2 separate regions of the Mus musculus genome follow, and region 1 is linked to region 2. Evidence: chromatin loops called from intact Hi-C (ENCODE). Cell type or tissue: left cerebral cortex. All regions are shown on one strand. Links, peaks and the distances in the headings refer to the core of each region. The heading gives the core; the rest is flanking DNA. Region 1 has its middle 8.1 kb from the start of Numb. Region 2 holds the start of Gm31386 (a long non-coding RNA gene).

Region 1 (8,778 bases), core at 381-8,380, 71 kb after region 2:
CCTTCCCTTCTTCTTTTTCTTCTCCCCCCTTCCTCTGCCTCTACTACCCTCTTAACTCCCCTCCCTATGCCCTGAAAAACTCTATTCTATACTAAAAACAAAAAACAAAACAAACAAACAAAAAAAACCTTTTCTACTTGTCTACACTAAATATTTTCATCTGTTAACAGCTAGTAAAGAAAGTCATTATTTTAAATTATCTAAATTTATTTGAGCAAAGTTTAGGCTACAATATACATAAACCAAAATTAATGTTGAATAAATTAGACTTAGAGAAAAATCACCAATTTGACCGAATTCAAATCTGTTGTGAGTCTTGTGAAATAACAGCTTACAGACCTGACACCAACGGGTGCCCTATGTACTGTATTAGTCACTGTTGCATCACTCTGATGATAATACCTGACAGAAACAATTTAGAGAAGGTGGTTTTGGCTCACACCCTCCACGAGTGTGAGTCCATGATGGCAGGGAAGGCTTGGCAGAACCTTGAGTTCATGCATAATGGAGCATAGGAGACATGGTTCCCAATTTAAGTCTGTGTTCATAGATTAGCTTTGTGCTTGATATAGATGCATGTATGTATGTATATGTGTGGATGTATTGGTCATATGCATGCCCTACCATGATTTTTAAAAATCTTTCCTTATTATATTCTGTGTGTATGTGTACAGCATATCTATAAGAGAATTTGGAAATTCAAAGAGGTATCTGATGCCCTGGAACTGGAGTTATGGATAGCAGTGAGCCACCATGTGGATGCTGGGAATTAAACCTGGGTTCTCTGGAAGAGCAGCCAATGCTCTTAACTACTTATTTATTTATTTATTTATTTATTTATTTATTTATTTATTTATTGAGACAGGGTTTCTCTGTATAGCCCTGGCTGTCCTGGAACTCACTTTGTAGACCAGGCTGGCCTCAAACTCAGAAATCCGCCTGCCTCTGCCTCCTGAGTGCTGGGATCAAAGGCGTGCACCACCATGCCCAGCTTCTTAACTACTTTTAATTGCTGAGCCATTTGTCAACCCTTTTCATACATTTGTGTCTAGTAGTTTCTGCTCCATATTGTTAGCGCACTAGTAACTCTTTAGGGTTTTTTTTTTTTAAATATAATTTTGCTAATTACTTTGTATTGTTTTATAGATAATTAGCTGGATAATCTAGCCTAGAGTGTTATTAAGAATGCTGTTTTGGGGGCTGGAGAGCTGGCTCAGAAATTAAGAGCACTGATTGCTCTTCTGGAGGTCCTGAGTTCAAATCCCAGCAACCACATGGTGGCTCACAACTATCTGTAACGAGATTGGATGCCCTCTCCTGGTGCATCTGAAGACAGCTATAGTGTACTTATATAAGAGAAATAAATATTATATCAAAAAGAGTGCTGTTTTCTCATTGTTATGAGCTTTTTTTCTATTTATGATTCCTTAAGATAGAAACTTATCAACTTTTCTTTCCCCTCCTTTTCTTTTTTTCTGTGGTGCAGGGAATTGAACCCAGGTCCTCACACATGCTAGGCAGACATATCCTATTTTTATTTTCTAATCTAATTTAAAAGTGGCCCTGGCCCATGAGTCTTTTTATTATTAATTATATATATTTTTCCAAGTGTGAGGTTTCTATAATTGTCTTTATATTTCTCTCATGGTCGGCTATAATCTGTAGTCCATAAGTACATGTGTGGTCTCAAATTTTGAAAAGTATGTGTATATACATATGTGTATCTTTCTGTCATATTCTATTTGAATTACAAAAAAAGATTGAACTATCTTCTGTAATCAAGAAGAGGTGCATCTAAAGCACAGTAATGTAGACAGTCTACGGCTAAGAGGATGGGCCAGCGTGAGCAGGCAAATGAAGACTATAAACAGCTGCTGCTGTGTGATGGGCTCTGTGGCTTCTCCTCGTGCTGATGAGGCTTGAGTGAGTAGCCAGTGATCCATGTCTTCATTTTTACAGTGCTTTCTAGAAAACTCATAATTAATGGAGATTTATTAACACTTTCAGCAGCATTTTTCTTTAGTGAAATATAAAATAGTGGTACATTTTGCAGTTGATGGCATCTAGTATTACCAGTTCCTTGAGTCAGAGCCAAGTTTTTTGTCTCATGATGGAGAAGAATGAGGAATAAAGACAATACAAGCAGGGCAGGCGAGCCAAGGTTATTAGGAAATAAAGATTCAGCTCTCTAATGAGTTGCCAAGTAATGCTTTGGGAGCAGAGGGTGTTTGTGTCCTGAGAATGGGCCAGTTTGGTCCTATCTGTATGCAAATGAGGAACTAAGCCAGGACGAATCTGGTTACTTAATTCATATGTAAGTGGGTAATTCTGATCAGGTAGGCAGGCATGTATGTATAGGCTCAGGAAAGCCCACTGCAAGTTCCATGTCAAGGATGACGATCCAGCAGGTAAAAAGAACAGAGGCTGCTGGTGAGCCAGTGTCTTTCTTGATGGTTAGGCTTTTGGATTTTGATTCCTTAGCTTACCAATTACGTCATTCATTTAAAAACCTTGGTGTTCTTGGAGGTGACTGCCAGTTCCACCAAGACATAGATTACTGTTTCCCTTGACTCTGTATCCTGACTGCCTACAAATGAAGGCTGCAGTGTTCCTAACTCCTACTACTACCTCTGATAAAACACACATCTTTACATATACAGTATAGTGTGGTTCTTTACCTCATCCTACTTAAAATGCCCCTTTCTCTATTGTCACTGTATACTTAAATCATTCAAAACTGTTAAAGGATGGAATATATGTATACACATACACACAGTCACACTTCGGTTATCCCAAACTCCGTCTTCCCCGTGCTAGGTAAGTAAGTACCATACCCCCACCTGAGGATATGGTTTAATTTTCTTATCCTGACTCTTCTTCCATCTTACACAGTATTTTGTTGGACTCAAGGTGATATTAGTAATTAAGGGAAACATGTAGATATGATGAATCATAGTAAAAATTGTAACATTCATATTAGTGACCAGTTAAAGCACTTTGAAAGAAATGAAGAGTTGTGTAATAAAATGGGGTTAACTTTAGAAGCCCACATCTTTAATCCTAGCACTTGGGAGACAGACATAGTTGGATCTCTGTGAGGTCAGCCTGGGCTACATAGCAAGTTCTAGGACAGTCAGAGATACATAATACAGATACCCTGCTTGTTTGTTTTTTAAAAAGAATTGTAAAGGACAGGAGAGATGGCTCAGTGATTGAGTGTGCTTGCTACTCTTGGAGTCAGCCTGGGTTTAGCTTCCGACACCCAGGAGGAGTCCCATAACCATCTGTAACTCCAGTTCTACTAGGACCTGATGTCGTCTGCTGGTTTCTATGGAAGCCAGGTATGCATGGAGTGCACACACATACATGCAAGCAAGGGACTCATATACAGAAATTTAACAATAATTCTAAAACCTTTAAAACAGATACATCTTTTCTTAAAAAACGAATTATAGGGAAAGTTTTTGGAAAGTGAAAATGACCTCATTGATGTCATCAGTCGATGACATTGAAGGCGAAACTTGGACATATTACAAAGAAATAAGCTCTTGAAAAGCCAAGAAGAAACTGTTTCAGGAAAAAGAAACAGCAGGCTCCAACTGGAAATAAGCTTCAGGAAACCAAAGAACCATAACGACTTAGTTAAGGAGACTGCCATTCCAAGCTGAGAGTCAGACAGGGGCCATACCTTAGTATATGAACATTTACTGAGTATTTATATCTGCATGCTGTTTTAAGCATCTGAGTCACTAAAAGCTTAGTTTCAATTTGATTTGCAGATACATTTAGAAAGCAAGTGGATGTTTACATGGTGCCATAATCTATTTTTAAAAGATTATTCTGGGACTTGAGATGGCCCAGCAGATTAGGGTACCTGCCACCAAGTTTATTGATCTGAATTTGATCCCTGGGACCCTCACGTTGGAAAGAGAAAACAGACTTCTACACTCAGTCGTCAGTGAATATAAAGTTTTAGCTACCGTGTACATGGTTGATCAGAGAGGAACAATAGAAATGCGTCCTAGTTTTCACTTTACTCCAGACAAGCGATGAAGTTGAATTGGGCTGTGGTGGTTCCGGCGGTGGAGACAGAGGTATGTTTTAGAAGTGTTTGCTGATAACTTTGGTTAGGGAACAGGGATGCAAATAAGGTAAGAGAATGATTAGTGAGGTTAAAAGAGCTGAAGACAACGTAAAGATACTTGTGAAGGGAGACATATCCCTGTCCTGCCCTCCTCCTCTTCCCTCTCATTCTTCCCTCCCCTCCTCTTGCTTCCTACTTTCCCCTCCCCTGCCACTTTTCCGCTTCTTCTCATCCCCTCTTCTCACTTCTCATTCTTGGAACCGAGCATATTTTTATTCTCGTCTGCCTCTCCAGATTCCAGCACCTTCCTACACTTGACAGATGCTTAGGAGAGGAGAGTCAGTATAAAAAGTAGGTTATGATTCTCAGGAACTCTGCCCTTTGTCACCAACATCTTCCTTTGCTAAATCAGTTGTTCCTACATAGAGCAAAATTAAATTTTGTTTTTTAAGTAAAGGTAAGTTCTTGAATATGTTCCTAGTAAAATCAGCCTATGAATGTGTGATGGCCATATTGTTTTACTGTCTTTTATATTTTCAACTCTCCCTGTTTAGCATACCCTGGGTTTGAACTCATGATCCTCCCATCTTAGCCTTGTAGGTGTGCTAGCACTGAAGTGTCTGGCTTTGAGTATATGCATAACATTTTTTAATCTATAAAATATTACTTAAGTATGCTTAAAATATACTTAAGTATTCATGAATCATAAATTGGGTTCACCAGTTGTTTTCCAAATTAAAAAATAAAACTAGGGCTTGGCAGGATGGCTCAGCAGGTATAAATATTAACTTTGTAAACCTGATGGCCTGAGTTGGATTCCTGGGGTGCATAGTGGAATTGACTCCCTAAAAATTACCATCTGACCTCCACATGGTATGCTGTGGCACTTGCACACCAGTAGTCACACTCATGTCATAGATACACATGCAGGAGCAGTAATAATGTAAGCTTTCAAAAATAGTTTGTAGTTACAAGAAGAGTCATGTTTGGTTGTATGGAGTTTTTGAAGGGCTAAAAATTGAAGCCAGGTTCTTGTGCATGGTAGGTAAGTAAGTGCTCTGCTGGTGCCAGAAATCCAGGGAAGGCCAGGAGGAATTCCTTAATTGTTAGCTTTTGCATCTCTCAGTGTTTTGGAGTAGCATGTGGTGGCAGGAGGCAGACTAGGATAGTGTTAACACTCTAGTGTTAATAGCTCATGTGGATGTGCTAGTTAAGGTGGCTATTGGGCCTGCAAATGTTAAGAGTTCCTATCTAGTTCTGGACAGCGATTGGCATTGCTGCTTCCAGACAGGCTTAGGTACTGGGATTTCAAATTTTGATAGCTTTTTTTTAAAAGATTTATTTATTTATTATATGTAAGCACACTGTAGCTGTCTTCAGACACACCAAAAGAGGGAGTCAGATCTCATTACGGATGGTTGTGAGCCACCATGTGGTTGCTGGGATTTGAACTCAGGACCTTTGGAAGAGCAGTTGGGTGCTCTTACCTGCTGAGCCATCTCACCAGCCCCTTGATAGCTTTTTGAACTCTTCTGGAGAACATTTTCACTTCTCTGGGTCTGTCCAGTCTTCAGTTTCTTCAGCTGAAGCCCTCTATCCTCATCTTGCCCAGTCCACCCCTTTGAACAGTCAGCTGTCTCTTTATGTGGCTGTTGTCACTGATGCCAATGTCAAGCAGGCAGTTACTCCCCATCTTTCACCACCTCCACCACTGTCAGCTGCCAGTCTTTAAGTCCCACCCCCTTTGCAGCTGTCAGTGCACCTGGCCACTCTGTCATGTTCACAGCTTGGCTGATGGCTGCTCAGCTCTCATGGCTATTGTCCTGCTGTTTCTGCCATTGCTGCTGCTACTCTTATCTGCTCTACTTTTCTTCATGTTACCAGCTCAGGCTACACTGCTAAAGTAGGCAAAGAGAGACTACTTGAGAAACTGTTGCTGCATATAAGGTTGCAACATTAGGGAAGCAGGTGCAGATGCTTGCAGGGTTGCCTAGGTAGGGTTCACTTAGGCTTGTGATAGCAGAAAACCTATTGCGTAATGTTTGGAACAGCCATAACTGGATCTGAACTTTCAGAAACCAGAGCAAGCAGTTTCAGTTGTCTTGGAGTTTCCTCAGTATCTAAGTGTGTTCAAAAGGGCTAGCTTGTGGGTAGTCCAACTGGCTGTTGAAAGATAATTCTAGCACTAATACTGGCTTTAATACTGCTTTTTAAACAATGTGTAACACCAATCTAGTTTCCCAGAAAAAAGTGGGTGACCCCCCTCCCCATCATTGTCACTGAGTCACACTCTACCCCCTGCCCTTACATTTTTTCCCTAAATATTTCCAGGCTCAACTTTTTATTGTGGGGCTTTCCCCCCAATATAAGTCTTTCATTGTCCCCAAAGAGCCCATCTTGTACTTGGAATTAGGATCTTGTTTCTGAAGCTGGGTCACTTAGGTCTTGCACATCAGCCTGCTGCACTGTTGCCTTTTCAGACACATCGATGCCATCCATTGTGGCTTGCTGAATCAAAGCAGCTGAATTTAAAACAAGTGCAGTATCATTTCCTTCAAGGATTAGTTCATCTTTCTGGGTTCAAGAGACAGAACAAGCAACACCTGTCCTCATCCAAACCCTGAAAGGTACTTTCCACCCAAGAAATTTCAGATTTCAACCAAAGACTCATTCTCCTAAATAATGACATTGATGGGGAAGTGAGCATACACAGACCTCATCTTGGAACAGAAGCCCAGTGTAATGTTCTTGTCTTAGTTAGGGTTTCCTTTGATGTGAAGAGATGCCATGACCAAGGCAACTCTTATAAGGACAACGTTTAATTGGGGCAGGCTTATAGCACGCAGCCTTTTTTTTTTAAGTTAAACTGAAATGTAAGCAAACTCAAATATACCAAAAGCTAAATTTATTGAGAGCTAAATTGTTTCCTTTGAAAAGAAGGACTCAGAAAAGGAGGAAAGAAAAGGAAAGAAGAGAAAAGAAAGATTAAGGTGATTGGCTGGCTGAATTATTATATACCTGCTTGGGAGAACAGAAACTTTATGGGTCATCCTCGGCCACCCATAAAGTTCAAAGCCAGCTCGGGCTATGTCAACTCTGATCTCAAAAGCAAAACAAAAACCAAAGTACATAAACAAGCCCTTTGTTTGTCTAACTTTCCCTGAATCTGCTTGTAAATGAACTTCTGACCGACAGCTATGAACTTTTAAAATGAATTTTATTTGTTCTATAATTATTTGTGTTAATTTACTTGTTTGTGATAAAGCTGTACCCTGTTGCTGTTTACTTGGCTCACTGCCTATGTGAAGCACTGAACCAGAGATAGAATTGAATATGTTAGGCTGATTTTACCAATTGGACCAATTGTAGTCCAGATGTTAATTAATGGTTTAACACAGTGGCTCTTAACTTTTCTAATATTGCAACCCTTAAATACAGTTCCTCATTTTGTGGTGACCCACACCGTAAAATTATTTTTGTTGCTACTTCATAACTCTAACTTTGCTACTATTATGAATCATAATGTAAGTATCAGAGTTTTCCGATGGTCTTAAGCAACCCCTGTGAGAGGGTCTGAAAACAACCCTTGATTTAACAGATTTATCATCTTGGGGGAATACATTCTGGAGCTTAGTTGTATCAACTTGACTCTATTCTTACTACTGCTTTCCTCTAAGTTTTTCAGTTCCCTTGTCTCCACCAAGGCCACCACCAGTACCCTAGTTTAAGTTCTCATTATAACGTGTCTGGAAGCCTTTCCCCTTCATATTTGTTTTCCATATTACTACCAGAGTGGTTAAACCAAATCACAAGTCTGACCATCCAAGTCAGGGTTTAAATCCTTTAAACACCTTCTGATTCCCATAAATCCTAGTTCCTTTTAGATTCTTTGGCCTCATCTCTGCTACTCCTTGCTGATCCACCACCTAATACTGGATTTTTGGCATCTATACTTTTATTGATGTAGTTGTTTGTCTTAGTTAGGGTTTTCATTGCTGTGAACAGATACCACGACCAAGGCAACTTTTATAAGAACAACATTTAATTGGGGCTGGCTTACAGGTTCAGAGGTTCAGTCCATTATCACCAAGGTGGGAGCATGGCAGCATCCAGGCAAGCATGGTGCAGGAGGAGCTGAGAGTTCAATATCTTGTTTCCAAAGGCAAACAGGAGAAGACTTGCTTCGAGGCAGCAACGATGAGAGTCTTAAAGCCCATGGCCACAGTGACACACTTCCTCCAACAATGCCACACCTCCAAATAATGCCACTCCCTAGGCCAAGCATGTTCAAACCACCACATTGCCTTTAGTTGAAATACTTTTTATTCTTGTTTGGTTTTTTTGGTTTTTGGTTTTGGGTTTTTTGTTTTTTTTTTTTTTGGTTTTTGGTTTTTGGTTTTTCAAGACAGGGTTTCTCTGTATAGCCCTGGCTGTCCTGGAACTCACTTTGTAGACCAGGCTGGCCACGAACTCAGAAATCCGCCTACCTCTGCCTCCCGAGTGCAGGGATTAAAGGTGTGCACCACCATGCCCGGTTTACTTTTTATTCTTATACCCTACCATCTGTCACTGATTTTGGTTCCTAAAACCTAACTCAGATTGTGACTGCTTATGGGAAATACCGGCTTGAGGGTTTCTCTATTATTATAGAGTCACTTAAAGTCAAGAAAGTAGTCTTACTAATTTCTGCACTA
Region 2 (8,778 bases), core at 385-8,384:
GAGGTCCTGAGTTCAATTCCCAGCAACCTCATGGTGGCTCACAACCATCTGTAATGGGATCGGATGCCCTCTTCTGGTGTGTGTCTGAAGAGAGTGACAGTGTACTCATATACATAAAATAAATACATCTTTAAAAAAAAATCCCAGGCATCTGGAACAGAAAAGCAAACAGCTCTGCCCATGAGAACGGCCCCTTCCACACTCTCCCCCACTTTGCCTTCTCATCCACAAACCAGTCTTGAACTTTGAAGCCACAGTGCTCAGTTCCAGCACGGGAAAAACGGCTTGGCACTTCCATCTATTAGAAGTTCTTCTGCTTGGGATGGTAAAATCATCTTTTGCCTTGTGTTCAGCCAGAGGTCACCTTTATGAAGACATGTCCTTGGCTTGGCTACATAAATCTGTCCTTCCTTTGTCAGCTCTGACCAGCTGCCAGAGCAGCAGTCTTTGAACTTGGGGAGGCTTCCCAAGAAGATACGGAACAAGAGCCTTATAGAATGCATCCCAGGCACTTTTTTCCTTTAACGAGTGAGTGGCAGACACTGCACTTTACCTATCAGTGCACTTAAGCAAGCCAGTGTAAAGTCCACAGGCAGCACTGGGAGGGGGCAGCCTCCGGAGGGGAGGGCTGGCTCAGCGCTCTCCTGGGCTCCCAGACCAGTTTTCTGTCTCTCATGGCGGCTTCTCTCTTGCTTTCTCTTCTTCTTTCCTCAGGTCTTTCTCCTCCCCAAGCCCCTCTTTTCTTCCTAACTCTTTCCACCTTGTTAACTACTTCTTATCAGTAATCTTGCCTCCAGTGGCTGGCGGGGCGGCAGGTAACTCTGGCCCTGGTCTGCTCCCACCGCAACTTACTTCTCTAGCCCATCTGGAACTGGAATTGTGTCTAGAAAAGGGGGATCGGAGGATTGAAGACTTCCACAGGCAAGACATAGAGCTTATCGAAGGTGGGATTTGGCTCTTTAGACCAAAAAGCAAGCAAACAAACAAGCAAATAAATAAAATAAAAACCAAAAGCAAAAAAAAAAAAAAAAAAATGCCCAAAACAACAACAAAAAAAAAACCCAACCAAACAAACAATCAAAAACAACAACAACAAAACAAAACCCAAAACTAAACAAAAGAAAAAGAAAAAGAAATGAACGGAGACTTGAGTGTTGAATGTTGCTCTGTAAGAAGAAGGTAGAGAGGAAATGCCTTAGAGCCCATGAAGGCCTGGGCTTCTACTGTACCCCTCAGATATCAGGGTACCACAGTGAGTCCCCCATTTTGCACTCAGTTGGTAGAGTCACATTTGAGTCACATTAGAGTCACATTTGCCGCTAGCATACCTGCCATCATGGTCTGAATCAAGAGGTTCTGAACAGATAGCATCTACAGCAACCTCCACAGGCAGCCATACCAAACACAGAGCTGCAGACAAGCAGGCTCCAGGGCTCTTGATTTCTAAGAGGCCCTGTGGGGGGCTGGGAGTGCTGGAGAAGTACACAGAGCAGGGAGGCGAAGCAAGGGGCAATGGTAGCAGGCTAACCCCATGTGGATAAAACCAAAGACTTCGAGCAGTTTTGTTAACCCAACACCCTTGGTTAGTTCTAAGTGTGCATCTTAAAGCCTTCCTTCTTTCAACTTTTCTTCTTCCTGCTGGTTGTACACATTTATTTTAATTTTCCTCTTATTTTACAAAGGGGAACCTTGGGAAGTAGATGGGTAGGAGCGACCCAGGACAAAAGCTTGTTTTTAGTGGTTGAGATAATGAGTGGCTGACCTTTGTGGCAATTATTCACCAACTTTTGTGATAGCAGTCTGAGTTCCTAAACTTAGTGGTCGAGTCCCCTTCTCGAGACTGCCCTAATTCTATGTTCTGTATGGCACCTCATCACTGTGGCTGTGCAAGGGCCATTATTATCCAGAGCACCATAATAATGGCCATGCCCTCCTATGACGCTATTGTTTCCGATCTGCTAGGACATTAATTGCCTTCTGACTTGCTCTAAAATTGGTACTACAGCACAGCATCAAGGCTAGGGAAGGAGGCTGCTGGCGAGGCATTGAAAGGCTGTGTAAAAGGATGCTGGGATGTTGCAGCCTCTCCAGGCCCCTTCCTATTTGCTTATTTACTTCCCATGTTATAAGATGCTAGCTCAGGTCTTCTGTCCTGACTTCCATCTTATCTTGGTCAGTGCGTGATCTTTTCCTTCAGTGAAATGATTCAGCCATCTCTGGAGTTATTTTGGCTTTCACACTTTCCTTTTATGGATTTTCTGTGAGTCACTGAATTGAATGGGAGGGTATTTCTAAATTGGAAGGTGAGGATGAGAGAAAAGGGAAGAAGGTTCCAGAAGATAACTAGGGGGAAAAAAACCACCCCACTTCATTGTTATGTATAGTTACTGGAGGAATAATTTCCACTTAGTTTGATGATAGAAATATGCAGTTTATTTCAGCTCAACTAAAAATATAGACAGCTCTCCCTCCCCACAACCCCTACCTCATAATAATAAGCTACATAGTTTTAGATTCTGGAGCTTGCTCTGTAAAGGGCAGAAGGTTAATAAACAGAAGAGATATGGCAGGAGTTACAGCAAAAAGGCAAAGTACAAAATTTCCAAAGTCCACTCCGGGATCCACCGGAAGGCCTTTATTCCAAGACCTTGTGTTTGAGAGCATAGACCTCCTTAAAAATCTATTACCACAGCTTTGCCTATTCCCCGTGGGGTTGTGGAGAAGGTATATTTAAATTTGACTTAGAAACTGCAAGAGTAATCAGGCCACATTTTCTTATTTAGGAGCAGGAAAAGCGCTGGGGATGAAAAAGCAGAGAAAGCTAATGATGAATGCATTTCTAGGAGCAGAGAGTTTTTATAGCAACACCAGATCTCTCAAAAATGCCTACTGGGACTTGTACCCAAATGAACGAGAAATGCGATCATTTATTCTTGTGTATTGTACCAAGTGATGGGGGAAAAACCCTGCGATTCATTCAATGGTTCTATTTTAGGCTGCTTAGGATAGGAGAGGTAGAAAAAGAGCAAACGTGGGGGGGGGGGCAGAAGGAGGAGGGAAGAGGGATGGAGAGAGAGAGAAAGAGAAGAGAAGAGAAGAGAAGAGAAGAGAAGAGAGACTGAGACTAATTGGTATCTGCCAGATAGCTAGTAATACTATTTAAGAGCTCCAAAACTTAAAAGCCAAGTTGTGCTTGGAAGTGGTAGTGGTGGGGGCACGGTGAAATTCTTATTTCCAAATCACTATAAGGATAAATTGCTGCCCGTGTTTTTAAAACTTGATGATGGTTGTTTGGTTACTTGGCAGACCCTGGAAAGTGGGTCTGGAAGCTGGAAAACTCTAGAATACGACAGGTACAATTATAAATATAATTTCTTGGCGATATTTATAAATGCAATGGGAGCCCGACTGCTGCTTAATAAACAGCCGCGCTCTGCCCGAACCTAAAGCATGGAAAACTACCGGAAAGAACTTCAAGGAAACTTGAAGAAAACACGAGGGAAATTTTGATCTATGAGATACCTTTCGGCTGAGGAATTGGACTGTTCTTAAACACAACCCCTGAAGTCGATGTTTTCCAAGCGCTCCCTCCTTAAGCTGGCAGAGATTTTTCCCCTTGTTGGAAGAGAACTAGAAAAGGAAGAGTAGATTGCGCCAACCCCACAACAAAGAGTTAACCCTTCCCGGTAACCTCGGACGTGAGCGTCTGCCCCGTCTTTGCTTTCTACTGCGCAACCAAACTGTGCACAGGGCTTGAACCAACCGTGGCCAGCACACTCCTTGCCAGTTAAGGTAACAGACACTATCAGTAGCCTATCATAACTTCGAACTGCCCAATCATCAACCAATTACAACTAAAGCATGATCTAGGCCGGTCCAGGTCCGGGCGGGGGCGAAGACTCGGTCCAGGAAAAGGGGCGGTAAAGAGAGGATGACGGACAGGAAGAGTCAACCAATCGCAGCAGAGGGCCGCCGCCCCTCCACCCAATGGATAAGTTGGAAGTGTGGTATGGGGCGGGCCTGTTGTCATGGGGGAGGTGGTGGCGCTTGGTGGCTACTGGCGGCGGAGGTAGAGTCTGAGGCGCCGGAGTTGTTCAGGGCCAGCGGCAGGTGAGTGCGGGCGAGGCGGGCCTGAGGTGCGGAGGCGGTGGCGGGCCGGAAACTCTAGCTTTGCGCTCCGGAGGCGGAGGCCGCGGGCGAGAGGCCAGGGCTGCGGGCCGGGTCGTGTCGGGGTCGGGCGCGGCGGGAGATCGGCGGGGTTCCTGCCGGCAGAGTTGGAGCTGGGAAGGTAGGTTGGCGCGGGACTCCGGCGGGGGCCAGGCCGGGAGGTCCCTTGGGCTGCCCGGCAGCGGCCCTGGGGACAGTGACGGGAGGCCGGTGTGTGCGCGACTTCCTGAAGAGACCCGAGCGGCGGGGGTCTGCGAGCGAGGGGGGGACCCGGAGCGAGCGGCTCCGGGGCTGGAGAGTCTAGGGGATACCGGGGTTTCTCGGTGCTCTGGGAGCCGCGGGGGCCGACAAAACTGGGAGTGGCCCCTGTCGGAGAGAAGTAGGAGGTGGGGAGACCGAGGGCGGCCGGGGTCCGGGGGGTGACAGGGAGCGGAGGAAAGGCACCGAGTACGGCGCGACCCCCAGAGAAGGGCAGCTGTCGGGGGAGGAAGGGTCTGCGGGGTGGAGACCTTGAACCAACTCCTCCGGGGAGGGGCCGCGGCCGCCCTGCCCCCCACAGCGGGTTTGGGACCTGAGTCTGAGCTGAGGACCCTCGGAGCCAAGGCTTTAAGCCGCCCGAGTTGGGATTTGAGACTAGGGTAAGGGTTCAGCGGGAAAGTGCAAGTTCCCTTAAGCAAAATGGGATGGAGGTAAGAGGGGAAGAGTAATTTCCCTGGAGGGAGGGAGTTAGAGAGATCTGGGGGAAACTTGCCCGGGAGTGGGTGAGTGGTCTTGTGGAAGGAAGCTGGCCAGGCCAATGGATCGAGCATTTAACAATGGTGCTGGTGAGGGCTTCCGAGAACAGGAGAAACTAATTGCTACTAATATGCCAAGCTGAACCAGAGACTCCGTCCTTAAAAGCAAGGTGACAGTGGCTTGGAAGCTAGGGCTTTAGAAATGAGTTTTAGAATGACAGCGAAAATACTGGAAAATAAGGACATCAACAGGATGGGGAATTTGAGAGGAAAAGGGGAGGAGTAGCCGAACTAAAGGAGCAAAACCGACTGGATCAGATTGAGGGTATTCATGAAGCGGATAGGCATACCCTGCTAAATTGAAAATAACTTAGAATTCTTGTACTATCACTTATCTGGTAATACTGGCAGTTTTTACTTACAGGGATTTAAATTGTATTTATTTTTTATTCATTCATACATTTTTGAGGAAGGGTCTTGCGCAGAAGCTCTGGCTGTTTTTTGTATAGACCAGGCTCTCCTAAACTCACAGAGTTCAAGTGCCTCTGTCTCCTGAGTGCTGAGATTACAGGTATTTCAAAAAGTTTTTTTTTTTTTAATGTATTTGTAGAATTTTTAGAGTGGTGGCTGGTGCAGAACTCAGTACTGGTTTGTTACATAGAAAGTATCCAAGATTGGAAATGCCTTCATACAGATTGGTTGGCGCCACCCGAGGTTTCGGAACCAGAAGGCCTAGGGGTGGGGGTCAAGAATTCAGCCCAAGTGATGCTTAGTGTTCTTCAAGGGATCAGTCATATTCTGAGGACAACTTGCTTTAATAAAAACTAGTAGTAATCAGCCTTAAAATATCAGAATACCTGTCCATCTTGCTGAAGAGGTAAGGGGGGGGGAGAAAGAGAACACAACTTATTATAAAGGGTCCCCCCCCCCAAGTACTGTGGATGATACTCAATATCTCACACAAGCTAGACATGGGCTCTATCGAAAAGTACTACTTCCCTAACCCAAACATTTTTTTTTGAGATCTTAAAAAAATTTATTGATTATTGAAAGCAAAACAGAATACACTAGCCTCACATTTGATAAAGAAAAATCTTGTTTAGGGAAACTTCTTATATACATGTTTTAAGTCACAGTGTAAAATCTATGTCTTTCAGTCAGAAAAGTTTGACAAACTGTTTTGAGTTGCACACTATGGCAGAAGTATCCCTTCAATGTTGAGGAATTAAGTTACTTATTTTGCAGTAGTTCTCAGGTGGTGATAACGGCAGTTTGGACAGTTTGACATTACTAGGACTTGCATTGAGCCTCTGATTCTGATCCACTTTTGTGGATCCTGAGAACATGGCGTGCACACTTACAGGGAACAGAGGCAGAGAAACAATGGTGTCTCAGATGGCCCTCTGCTGCCTCACCTGTGCCTTCCTGTTACCAGTTTTCCTTTCACTGTACTGTAAAAGACATTAACATCTATCAACTAACTCAATATCGAACTGGTTTAGAATATTTCATGTATAAAGGATAAACAAGCACAAAAGAAAACACTGCAAGTGAGAAAAATGAAAGGATTTCTTATTCTTAGAGACTAATATTAGCACTCTGACATCTGAGACAGGAGGATTGCTGGAAGGCATTGGCCGTCCTGAGCTAGAGAGAGAGACCAGTCTTTAAACAACAAAACCAAGAAGGGAGAAAGGAGAGAGAACAAGTACTGATGGGGTAGAGGCTTAACTATGGAGACACTTGTGGGTTGTGCAGGAGCTCTTGTTGTGTGGATTCTATTGTCCTGAGAGTGAAGTGGGTTCGGTATATCTTGTATACTTGTCTCAGGAAGCTAAATGTAATTTACAGTATGTATTTACAGCTGTAGTTAAAGTGTATATTGAATGTTTTGTCTTATTCTTAGATGAGTTTTTTTTTTCCCCCTCTGGAAAACCAGATGGCTGCCAGGCATAGTGGTGCACAATTATAATTCAGACACCTGGGAGGATGAAACAGGAGGATTGATGTTGATTAGAGGCTAGCCTGGGTTACACAGCAAGCCCTTCTTTCCCTCTCCCTCTGCCTTGCCCCTTCCCCACTCTGTTGCTTGTTTGTTTGTTTGTTTGTTTGTTTTGAGACAAGGCTTCTCTATGTAACCCTGTCTATCCTGGAACTGGCTCTATAGACCAGGAACTGAAGAGATCAGCTGCCTGCCTGCCTCTGCCTCCTGAGTGCTAGTATGGAGGGGTACACCACCACTCTTGGTGAAGACCTTTTCTCCGTGACAGTGACACCACCATAAAACAAGCTGAAAACCAGATGGCTTATTTTCAAACTAGCTGGAGTTGCTTTAGATCTGGGTCTGTGGATACAAGAATAAAGAAACCAGTACTGAAAACTGAAAAAGACAATCCTTGCAGGTCTCTTTAAAAATCTTTAATCCAGGGGATTATGTAGCCTTTCATTAATGTTTTATGAAATTGTGAAGAAATATTGCTGCAGCTTTGCATCAATACTTTTTAGGTTTCCCCCCCCCTCTTTTTAATTCTATTTCAGATAGTTCTAAATTAAACAAAATTTTGATTCCAAAATAAAATTCCAAATGGGAGGCCAAAAACCATATAATCATTTTATGTTTGATTTCAAAAATAGTCTTTTCACAAAATAAATTCACTATTTGGGGGTTGGGTTGGAGTAGATAAAATTTCCAAAAACTTTCAATTTTTTTTATATTGAATTAAATGCAGTATTCCTATCACTAGTGTGATTGCACTTTATGTCTTTGTATGCATGTATATGTGTATGTATGTACATATATATATATGTACATACATACACACACAAACTAAGTGATGGAAGAATTAAAATCTTAACTGTGGAGAGAAATAGAAAAGTTCATTCCTGGGGCTGGTAAGATGGCTCAGTGGTTATGAGTACCAACTGCTCTTCCGAAGGTTCTGAGTTCAAATCCCAGTAACCACATGGTGGCTCACGTCCGCCCGTAATGAGATCTGACTCCCTCTTCTGGAGTGTCTGAAGACAGCTACAGTGTACTTACATATAATAAATAAATAAATCTTTAAAAAAAGTTCATTCCTTATAATGTTGGACATTGGGCAATTAGATTACTTGCTTTAATAACTGGACTTTATTCAGTTAATGTATTATTCACCCATAATTTAATCATACTTATCTATGAATAGCTTTGATTGCTCAACTCATTTTACAGTGAAATTCATTAACCTGTAGTTGAATAAATGATAGATTTTGAATCCCAAAGAAACCTTTCCCCGCTGGACTTGAGACTCACTTGCACTTATCAAGGTTTACTTAGATGAGTGATTTTTAAATGAAACTTTACTTAGTAATAGTTAATTTATCTTATTTTCTATTTCAGGGATGTCCCTCTTCCCGTTATAATAGCTTCTGTTCTGCCTCTCTGCCTCCTGTTCCCAGCTGCTCAGATAGTAGTCCTTGGAAATGGTGGTGCCTGGGAACCCAGCCTGTAAAAGCACAAATCCCCTCTTTCTACGTGGTTTTTACTTTACTTCAAGAATTCCTTTATCAGAAAAGATCCCATAGTAAACTTACCACCTTTTAAAAAAGTACTTTATTCAGTAAAGTACCTGAAAAGCTCGAATTTTTAAAACCTTAGTGTTACCATAAATCCTTTAGTTGCAAAGAAATTGTGTTTTTATAACGTACTGTGAATTTTATCATCAGATGTAGAAATACTGTACAAGTCTTTAGCATACATATTCAGAAGTAGGACACGAGTAAAGGGAACTTTTGGAGAATACAAGCTATGCATTTTGGAATCTTGATGCAAAAGGAGGCTTGAAACTAAGGGAGCATGAGAATCCTGACACGCCGAGGAAGCGCCAGAGGATCTGCA

Evidence for each region. Hi-C counts contacts between places; a loop is a spot of excess contacts. Peaks named below come from ENCODE experiments on the same cell type or tissue, not always from the same donor. Only the 100,000 strongest peaks of a DNase experiment are listed, where the experiment ranks them.
Region 1: it touches region 2 in a loop (6-fold over the local background); 6 of 42 quality-filtered maps call a loop at or near these places.

What each region holds. Positions count from the first base shown.
Region 1 is chr12:83,846,106-83,854,883 of GRCm38, reverse strand. It overlaps a transcript of Numb not described here. Among named protein-coding and RNA genes, the nearest start is that of Numb, 8.1 kb to the right of the region's middle. In left cerebral cortex, for the core only: no CTCF peak of the experiment used is centred there; DNase peaks (open chromatin) are centred at 3,307, 3,772 and 4,351; H3K27ac peaks cover 2,173 bases.
Region 2 is chr12:83,917,150-83,925,927 of GRCm38, reverse strand. Gm31386 (a long non-coding RNA gene) reads right to left here and starts at 4,040. Exons shown (of 3, transcript XR_381772.3): 1 at 3,523-4,040. It also overlaps a transcript of Numb not described here. In left cerebral cortex, for the core only: CTCF peaks have their summits at 4,095 and 7,954 (motif pointing left); DNase peaks (open chromatin) are centred at 2,729, 3,896, 4,912, 7,080 and 1 more place; H3K4me3 peaks cover 2,682 bases; H3K27ac peaks cover 3,739 bases.